Regions from separate parts of the Homo sapiens genome. Here region 1 is linked to region 2. Evidence: chromatin contacts called from ENCODE Hi-C data. All regions are on one chromosome and are shown on one strand. The core of a region is the stretch at or near the end of the contact, and the rest is flanking DNA. Distances in the headings are between cores, read along the strand shown. Region 1 overlaps ADGRG4 (adhesion G protein-coupled receptor G4). Region 2 holds the start of HTATSF1 (HIV-1 Tat specific factor 1).

Region 1 (4,450 bases), core at 598-3,097, 100 kb after region 2:
TCAGATGATTAGAGATTCATGACTCATCAAAGGTTAAGAAGCAGTGTTTACTTTGGTAGTTCTCAACCAGGAGTGATGTTACCCCTCTCCCAGGGACATTTGGCAGTATCTGGAGACATTTTTGGTTGTCACAACTGGGGAGAGTGCTACTGGCATCTAGTGGGGAAAGACCAAGGATGCTGCTAAACTTCTCACAATGCACAGAACAATCCCCCACGACAAAGAATTATTTGGGGCCGGGCGGGGTGGCTCATGCCTGTAATCTCAGCACCTTGGGAGGCTGAGGTGGACAGATCACGAGGTCAGGAGATTGAGACCATCCTGGCCAAAATGGTGAAACCCCGTCCCTACTTAAAAAATACAAAAGTTAGCTGGGTGTGGTGGTGGGCACCTGTAATCCCAGCTACTGGGGAGGCTGAGGCAGGAGTATCACTTGAAACCAGGAGGTAGAAGTTGCAGTGACCCGAGATTGCACCACTGCACTCCAGCCTGGTGACAGAGCAAGACTCCGTTAAGAAAAAAAAAAAAAAAGACAGAACTATTTGGCCAGAATATCTATAGTGCCAAGATTGAGAAACCCTGGTGTATTCCAGTCATTCACATTTCAGAAGAAAATCTAAGATCCAAAAGAGGGAAACAACCTTACCAAGATCACATAGTTAGTTACAGACAGAGCTGGAACAAGAACCCTGGTCTCTCTCTCTCTCTCTCTTTTTTTTTTTTTTTTTGGGACAGGTTCTCACTCTTTTGCCCAGGCTGGAGTGCAGTGGCCTGACCACGGCCTACTGCAGCCTCAACCTCCCTGGACTCAGGTGATTCTTCCCACCTCTGCCAGGGAGGCGGAGCTTGCAGTGAGCCAAGATAGAACCACTGCACTCCAGCCTGGGTGACAGAGCAAGACTCCATCTCAAAAAAAAAATATATATATATACATACATATATATATATATATATATGTAAAATAAATAAATATAAAACAGACCCACAGCCCTCAAAAAGCTAACCATTCTTTGTAGGAATAAGTAACATATGACACATTCAGATAACAGTATGTAATAAAGTTACCTAAGAAATCCAGGAAAGTATTCTGATGCGGGTAGAGAAAAAGGAATACATTTGAGAGTCATTTGGAAGAAAAACTCAGCAAATACTTATGATCCTTCTTAAATTTAAATATTTTAATGACCAGACCCTTTAATCCAGCAATTCTACTTCTGTCAACTTATCCTGCAAAAATACTTACACCAATGTTTGAAGATACATGAGTAAGAATGTGTATTACAGCAATATTTATAATGAGAAAAACAGCAACAGCTATAATGTCCACTAGTCAGGGATTAGTTAAATTTATTGTGTTAAACCCAAGCAATGGTATACTATAAAGGTATTTTAAAAATTGAAGTATAATAGATACATACACATTTGCCTGAAAGTTGTGCAATATATATTGTTAAATGAGAAAAGCAATCGGTAAAAACAGTATGAATAATTTGATACCATGTTTATAAAACAAAAATGTACATTCCTATATACACAGGAAAAGAACCTAAATGAATATACATGTTAGCCTGTTAAAGGTGGTGATCACTTGGGAGGGAGGTTAAAGGGACCTTTTCTGTACTGTTTGAAATTTGAGAAGCAAGCATTAATTTTATAAGGAGAATAAATAAATAAATATTTGTCTCAATCTGATCTACTTTGGATGAACAAATTGGAAGGGGGATTTTTTTCCAAATGCATACCATTTTTTAATAACAGTTCACACATATATTACTGGTCTAATAAAAATTGTCAAACTTCCATCGAGGAGTGACTAAGAGACAACTCACCATTAAGACTCCAAAATGGGTGAGGTGGTCACACTGACAGATTGTGTAATTTACATTTGTTTCCTTTACTTTACAGCCTGACGAATTCCATCCACCCAGCCCATCTGTAGGAGACAGAAGGAAATTTCAAAGCAATTTTGTTTTTCTCAGAAATGTTTAACTTTTCATTATATTCACTATCCAAACGTGTGTTATAATTAATATTATTTGCTGAGATAGCAAGATTAGGGGTATAATTGAACACTGAAATTAAATTAAGTCTAACAGACTAAATTGACTTTTTGGGGACTTCGTAAATGGCACAACTTCTTCGGCTCTCCCTTTTCCTGTTCTTGTACCATACCTCTACAAATTAGGACAGACTCTAACCATGAACTTTTTTTTAAGTAGCCAATAAATAGGAAGCAAGCAGATCTAGAATATTTTTAAGGACATGGACGTATGGAATATAAGCTGGTACTTGAGCTTACTCAGAGGGACTGGAATAGACATCTGAACACCCAGCTGAACCCGCAATTCAAAGGGTCTCAAGTGCTTTCAATCAAAGTCAGATCATGGTCTGGAGCTCTGCAGGGCCAATTAGAGCCTCTGCTCTACTAGACATCTGGCTAGTTTCTTCTGAGCACACTCAGGTTTAGAACTAACACTCATACCTCCACAACCTGTAGATCTCAGGTACTAGATCAGATTTGAGACTAGAACTTCCCAAGTGGCACTAGACCAAAGGGGTTATCCCCGGGCAGGCAGCTAAGTTTGGTCAACATTTGTCCATCTGGGATAATGCCATAGATTCCAGAGGTTCTAGATCCACGGGGCAGAGGTGCAGGGGCAAAGGGTGACCTGGGAGTACCCCAGCAATTTGCGTTAATGAACATAGAGATCAACATATTGAGGTTGTAGGGGACAAAGCTCATCGCTTTATAGAGTTTTATCCTGAGAGACTTGGAGGGGATCAGGAAAGGGCAGTGTTATTTTTGTTTGTCAGAAAGAAGTAGTATTCTTATACTCTAGGGAGCCGAATGGGAAGAGAATTTCCATTTTGTCCCAGAATTCCAAGGATAGTGAAAAAGGGAAAGGTTCCAGGCAGAGTTTCCACAGGCAGAAGGACTCCTCACTTAGCCACTCCTGGCGTTCTTAGGGAAATTTATTCTGTGTGGAAATTCTCTGAGATTTGGTGATAACCCTGGATATTTCCAGTGAAGATGGCAATGCTAAGAGCAACCCAGTCAGCAATGACCATTCCCAGTCTTCTACTGTCTGTCTCCAAAGACTCATGCTTATTCAAGCAAGTAGGGTCCTTAGAGACCAACCAAGAAGTTTCATCTCCTCAATGAAAAGATAAAAAGACTGGGGCTCAGAGGGGGTAAATTGTCTACCCAAGGTCACACAGTCAGTCTAAAAGAGGTGAGGAAAAAAAAAGGGAAGGAGATCATAGATCTTGCAAAACCCTGTGGGAGAGCACAGATAAAGAACCAGGTATTCCTTCCTCAACTTTCTTCAAACAGTTCAAGGCTACTCTGCGCTGGGCCTTCCAAATTTCTTTCTTCCAACTTTGCTTACCCTCGAGTTGTGTAATTTTTCTGATTTTCCAAATAATTATTTTTGGGGCCTAAGATACTTGTAATAAGCTCCTATAATCTTCAGGAAACTGCAGGTAAGGAGCAATTAGTTATTGGGCATGATTGGAGCACTGTAGCCCCAGCACCAATTGAGAGATCTTACCTATCAAAAAGGAAAGTTGTCTTAATTCCCATGCCCTAATTTGATATAAAAATCATATCCTGTATCTTGGTCATTCAGAATGCTCTGTAGGGTCTGATAAGACAGTAGTTTCAGCACAACCCCCTCCCATTTAACTGCCAAGTGGGAAAATGGTCTGGGGCAAAGTCAAAGTTGCTAACAAAAATACTTACTATTATTCTCAAAATCCCAAAAGGCACAGTGAACTTGACCATAATTCTGGAAAAAAAGAAATCAGAGGTAAACATCTTGCCTTGTGATATTTACCATATAGTAACATATACACATAAGTGTTTTCTTCCCAATATTTTTTCCCATGGTAAACATGCACACACTGACATGCACACACACATACACATACACATTTGGGCCATTTGTGAATTGGCTTTTAGACTAACTCCACCATCTAACTCTGGATTTACAAGTGAGAAAACAGCATGTCACCGGCTGGTGATCTGATATGTCCTTTAAAATATTTGGTAGTATTAAAAATTGCCATGCCCTTCTGGTACAAGGCTATGGATAGTCAATGCAGGGCTGATGTGTTCCTTCTGGAGCTTTGGAATTCGGGGCTCACCGCTGAGATCAAGCCTTATGGACAGAAATTTGATCTGCCCCATCATTAGGCCTACAGAACATTCCTAAGACTTCACCAGCTCCTGTAGTCTCCAGGAAACTGCAGGCAAGGAGCAATTAGTTACCGGGGATAATTGAAGTGCTGTAGCCCAGACCAAATTGAGAGATCTTACCTATCTAACACGTTTCATTTGGTATTTGTTTCTTTAAATTTCCTCTCCCTCTCTTCCTTCTCTTCTTCCCTTCTAGAATCAAGACCAGTGAAAAGTATGCTGAACTATATGGTCTTTTAGACTGGGAACTGA
Region 2 (4,287 bases), core at 728-3,227:
GAGAAATTCAAAATTATTTCCACTCATAAGAAGTTTAAATTGTGTTTTTACAGCATAGTTATACAACTTAACACAAAAGTGTTTCTGTGGATAATAGTTGTAGTTATTAAGGTATAAATGCAAGAATAGTCACCTTCTATAGAAAATTGTGCATACGGTGATAAAAAATAAGACACAAGTACTTAGATGATCAATGCAAAAGTCTGAGATACGATTTAAAGCATTTTAAGTGATGCTGGCACCTTTTCTAGTTGTTTCATTTATTAATTACTACCTCTCTACACTACTTGACTAAGGCTACAAATACATACAACAAAGGAAGAACCAGATAATAAAACAATAAAAACCAACAGTCAATGAATAATCTAACCACAGAATCCAATTTTCTCTTACTGTACAGATGCACCAATATACATGTACAATAAGTACTTAAATATCTGTATGCAGAGAGCACACAGAACAGAACTCTGATTTGGTATATAAAGAATGGGGTTAACAATTGTAAAACTAAATGCTCATTTTAACTTTATCACAAATTAAATGACGTTATATTTTAGTATCAGAACAAATTAAAGACAAATCCAACTCATATCTATCTTCCTCCCCTTTGGGGGAAAAGCGTTATTGCAAAACGAAAGAAATATAGTTATATCATCATACCAATCAATATTAGGCAGGCATGGAATGGGGAAAATGTAAAACCCAAAGTTTGAAGAGGTATGGGCTTCAACAACATAAAAGGATAAAGTCACACATTAATCCATTATCACACCTTTGTTAAAAGTATTCAGAATGCTGAAGAAACCAAATCTGCACTCAAACTAGCACTACCAACACAGAAGTGAAATCGTAAATTTTAACAATCTGGAGGGATTGGAATATATATACAAATACAGAATGGGAAAGAAAAGTTGCAAAAGAATTTTTACAATAGCAGTCCAGTCGCGCAGTGGAGACAGGTTTTGTATCATTGACTTGCAAGTCAATTTGTGTGCTATTAGTGTGCCCTTTCCTGCTCATGAGAGCCAGATTAAAAGGGCACTTTTACCACAAAGTTTACAGAATCAAGTTTAACATTAGTTATTTTACTTCGAAGCTGAAATAAAAATACTTAGCAATTTCCAAGTATTCCAAACAAACATACACAGATTTTCCATCTGTATTCTGTGTATCTCCAGTCTTATTCCTGTGGTTATATGGTTCAAACATATATGCCTAGGGACAAAATTTACTAGGAAAGTAAAGCAAGGTGCAAAGAAAGTTCAATTAGTAAAGCTATATAAACAGCTACTTTAAAAAAGAAATCAAGAAACTGCATTTTGCACATAGTACATAAGCTAAACATCTGAGTTCCTAGGACAAGTGGGGTTGGCTACCAGAAATGGACAGCTACTAAATTTGTTCTTGGTATTTTTCCTCTTTGCAATAAAAAGCAGTCATGTAATAATCAACTGTGACCTTCACAGACAAGATTAATAAAGCATAGAAAAGACTTAAAAATTACATTTAAGACACTACCCTAAAGATTTACGTTCTTTTACACATCGGTGCCCCAACAAACACAACAAAAAGAAGCGTCGCTATTCAAGGGGGCTAGGACCAAGGACCAAGGATCTCAGCAAAGCAAACGTAAAAGGAGTGCCCCGCGAGGCTGGCCAGGCGGCCCGCTCTGCAGTGGCGCCCGTGGCACTCTCCTACCTTGGGGAACCAAGCCTTTTTGTCCAGGTCCCACTCGTAGGGAGTGTCCGTCGGCTGCTGCCCGAGAGAATCGGGTTCTCCGCCGGCATCGGTCTGGGTGTCACCATCCTTGCCGTCTCCGTACAATTCTTGCATTCGCAACTGCTCATCAAACTCATCGTTCCCATCCAAGTTGGTGCCGCTCATGTTTCCTACCTAGCTCAGGAGCAGGGTTCAGAAGAACTAAGAGGCCGAAATGACGCTGGAGCTGAGCAGAGAAAGGGAGGTCAACCGCGCTCTGCTCGCGCCCCGCCGCCCCCCGGCCCGCCTCCCCGCTGCGCCCCAGCAGTCCCCGGGAAATCGCGGCCGCTCGGCGGCTGCACCGCCCCCCTCTCTGCCCGCCCACCGCGCGCGCGCGCTGATGCTGTGAGCTCGGCCGCGCCGCCGCCCACCTGGCTTGCTCCGCCGGGCCTCGGCACCGCCGCTAGGTCCAGGGCGCTGCGGGAGCGCGCAGGCGCGCTGCCGCCGCCGCCACCGCCGCCGCCGCCGACCGGATCTGAGGCGACTGCGGCTCCCTCGGCAACGTCAGGAAATTACTTCTAAACTAAGCCCTGCTCAGGCCGACGCAGCCGCCATTGTCGGCGCGTGGCGACGTCGCGGGTCGCGCCGACACGCCCACTATGGCGTCAAAAAGCGCCGACGCCGGCATGCGGCGCGAGGCCCGGGGAGGCGGGGCGCCGGGGTTGGGGGGACCCGCTGCTGCTGCGCGTCGACGCCCACCGGGGTCGGGTTTGGGGCGGGGCGAGGGCCACTGGGATCCCGCGGCGCCTCAAGGGCCTTGAGCTCCGCGGGGTCCCCGGCGGATCGGCCGGCCCGGGAGGGAAACGGAAGGAAGGCGTGGGAATATTCCCTCGCGGGGGTGGCCGGGCGGGTTTCGCGAGGGCGCCATCTTAGGGGAGTGGGTGGGGCGGACAGGACAAATTTCTCTGGCTTCGAGAAAACGACGCGCCTCCTTCGCCCAAAGGCCCCTCCCCCGCTCAGGAACCGCGTCTTTTACTTGTTTCTTTACGACACCCGGGGATAGACACCGGATCTTGTTCATCTTGGTAGCCTAAACTCCTGGCACCGGCTCTGGTGTCTAATGCGGAATGAGCGAATGAATGAACGAATGAGGGGTAGAAGGGCCAACTTTCTTTTTCTGGTGTCAGCCTTCTCCTTTATCGGTCTCATACCTTCCTCTGGCTGGAGTTCGACTCCGTGGGAAGGATGGAAAGGGCAGCAGTTGCCTGCCTCTTGTACTGCAGATTTCAGTGGCGCTCGAGCTTCGAACTTGAAACTTAAGCATAAATGTAAACATCCCAGTGTAAACACCAGCTTTATTGGCCGGGAAACTCCGCTTCTTTGTCATTCTTTTAGAAAGACACAGCATACTTTTTGTTCTAAACAGAACTTTGTTTTCAGGAATTACACTCATTGCTGAAAAGGAAAAGGTCCATATTTTTAAGTTGGGCAGGTATTTATTGAGCCCCTACTAAGTGCAGGGCACTGCGTGAGGCTCTGGCGACCCAGGAGTTGACAAGACAGGCACAGCTCAGGGGAGACAGAATTAAGATGGTTGGCACCTGACAGATATGAGATGCTGGAGGACAGCAGTTCTCAAACTTTTTGGTTCCAGGTCCTCTTTACACTAAAACATTGAAAACCCCAAAAAACGTTTGTTTGTGGTTTATACTTACCAATATTTCTGCACAAAAATGAAAGCGGCTGTTAAAAAATACTAATTCATTAAAATAATAAGGAACCCATTAGTGTAAACATAAATATCATAACCCGGGCTTGAGGTCCGGGAAAACCTTACCAGAAGAAATTATTTCACTATTCCAGTGACCTTCACTTCTAAACATAGCAGTTGAGTACTACTTCTAGAAAATCCTGGCTCCCCACACACCAGTTGTGTGAATCTATGGTTTCAACGATAACAACAGTTTTTAATAGTTTGGGTTAGTTTTTTTTTAAATTACATTTCTTTTTCATGAAGTTCTCATTCTGGCAGGAACTCTTGGAGAACTGAATTTGTGTGCACTTTTATGATATAGGTAATGTGAGTTTTATTAGGCTTAAACTTTGCTAAATATTTTTTCCTGGATCCAAAAATAGCATACAGCTGTTTTCAGCAATGTGTTATTGGGCTCCCATTTCATTCCCGAGTTCACAGCATAGGTGATAATATGCGACACCACCCTACTGCACATATCATTGAGTGCCGGCTCTACCACAACCGTCTTTTGAGCAGGTGACTTAAAGGGTTCCTTATGCTTATGTCCCATGTCACCCAGCCATCCTGGCCCAAAGGCTGCCCAGGGTCTGTGTGGTGACCTGGCAGATAGCTCTGCATTCTAGACTGGATTTGACTGAGCCAGTAAGAACCTCTCCCAGAAAGTTTGAGTATGGAACATACAGGGATGTGGTCAGAGTAGCAAAGAAGCAAGGAGATACTCCCAGGGAAGGTAAAAGGCAGAACAGAGGCCTGCTGTGGAGAAGTTCCCCACGGGTGAGAGGAGCAGCTGAAGCAGCGAAGAAGGGTCACTGAGTCACTATACTAGTGAGGCA

What was found. A loop is a pair of places that touch in the nucleus more often than their neighbours do. Pooled maps may share reads with other maps.
Region 1: a loop to region 2 is called in a map of PC-9, with 3 times the contacts of the local background. The contact joins the enhancer-like site here to the promoter of HTATSF1 in region 2. A Hi-C loop is called at or near these places in 3 of 168 maps with a recorded cell type or tissue (Calu3, PC-3 and PC-9) and 5 of 50 pooled maps.

The regions. Positions count from the first base shown.
Region 1 is chrX:136,392,873-136,397,322 of GRCh38, reverse strand. ADGRG4 (adhesion G protein-coupled receptor G4) reads right to left here. Exons shown (of 26, transcript NM_153834.4): 18 at 3,743-3,788; 19 at 1,830-1,933. Among named protein-coding and RNA genes, the nearest start is that of BRS3, 93 kb to the left of the region's middle. Within about 2 kb of position 1,847, at least 2 of the 41 ENCODE cell types and tissues checked have a DNase peak (open chromatin) inside an H3K27ac peak, as active enhancers do; they include PC-3 and PC-9, where a contact is called at or near this core.
Region 2 is chrX:136,495,282-136,499,568 of GRCh38, reverse strand. HTATSF1 (HIV-1 Tat specific factor 1) reads right to left here and starts at 1,977. Exons shown (of 9, transcript NM_014500.5): 1 at 1,699-1,977. The coding sequence starts at 1,884. RefSeq lists a silencer at 1,967-2,636.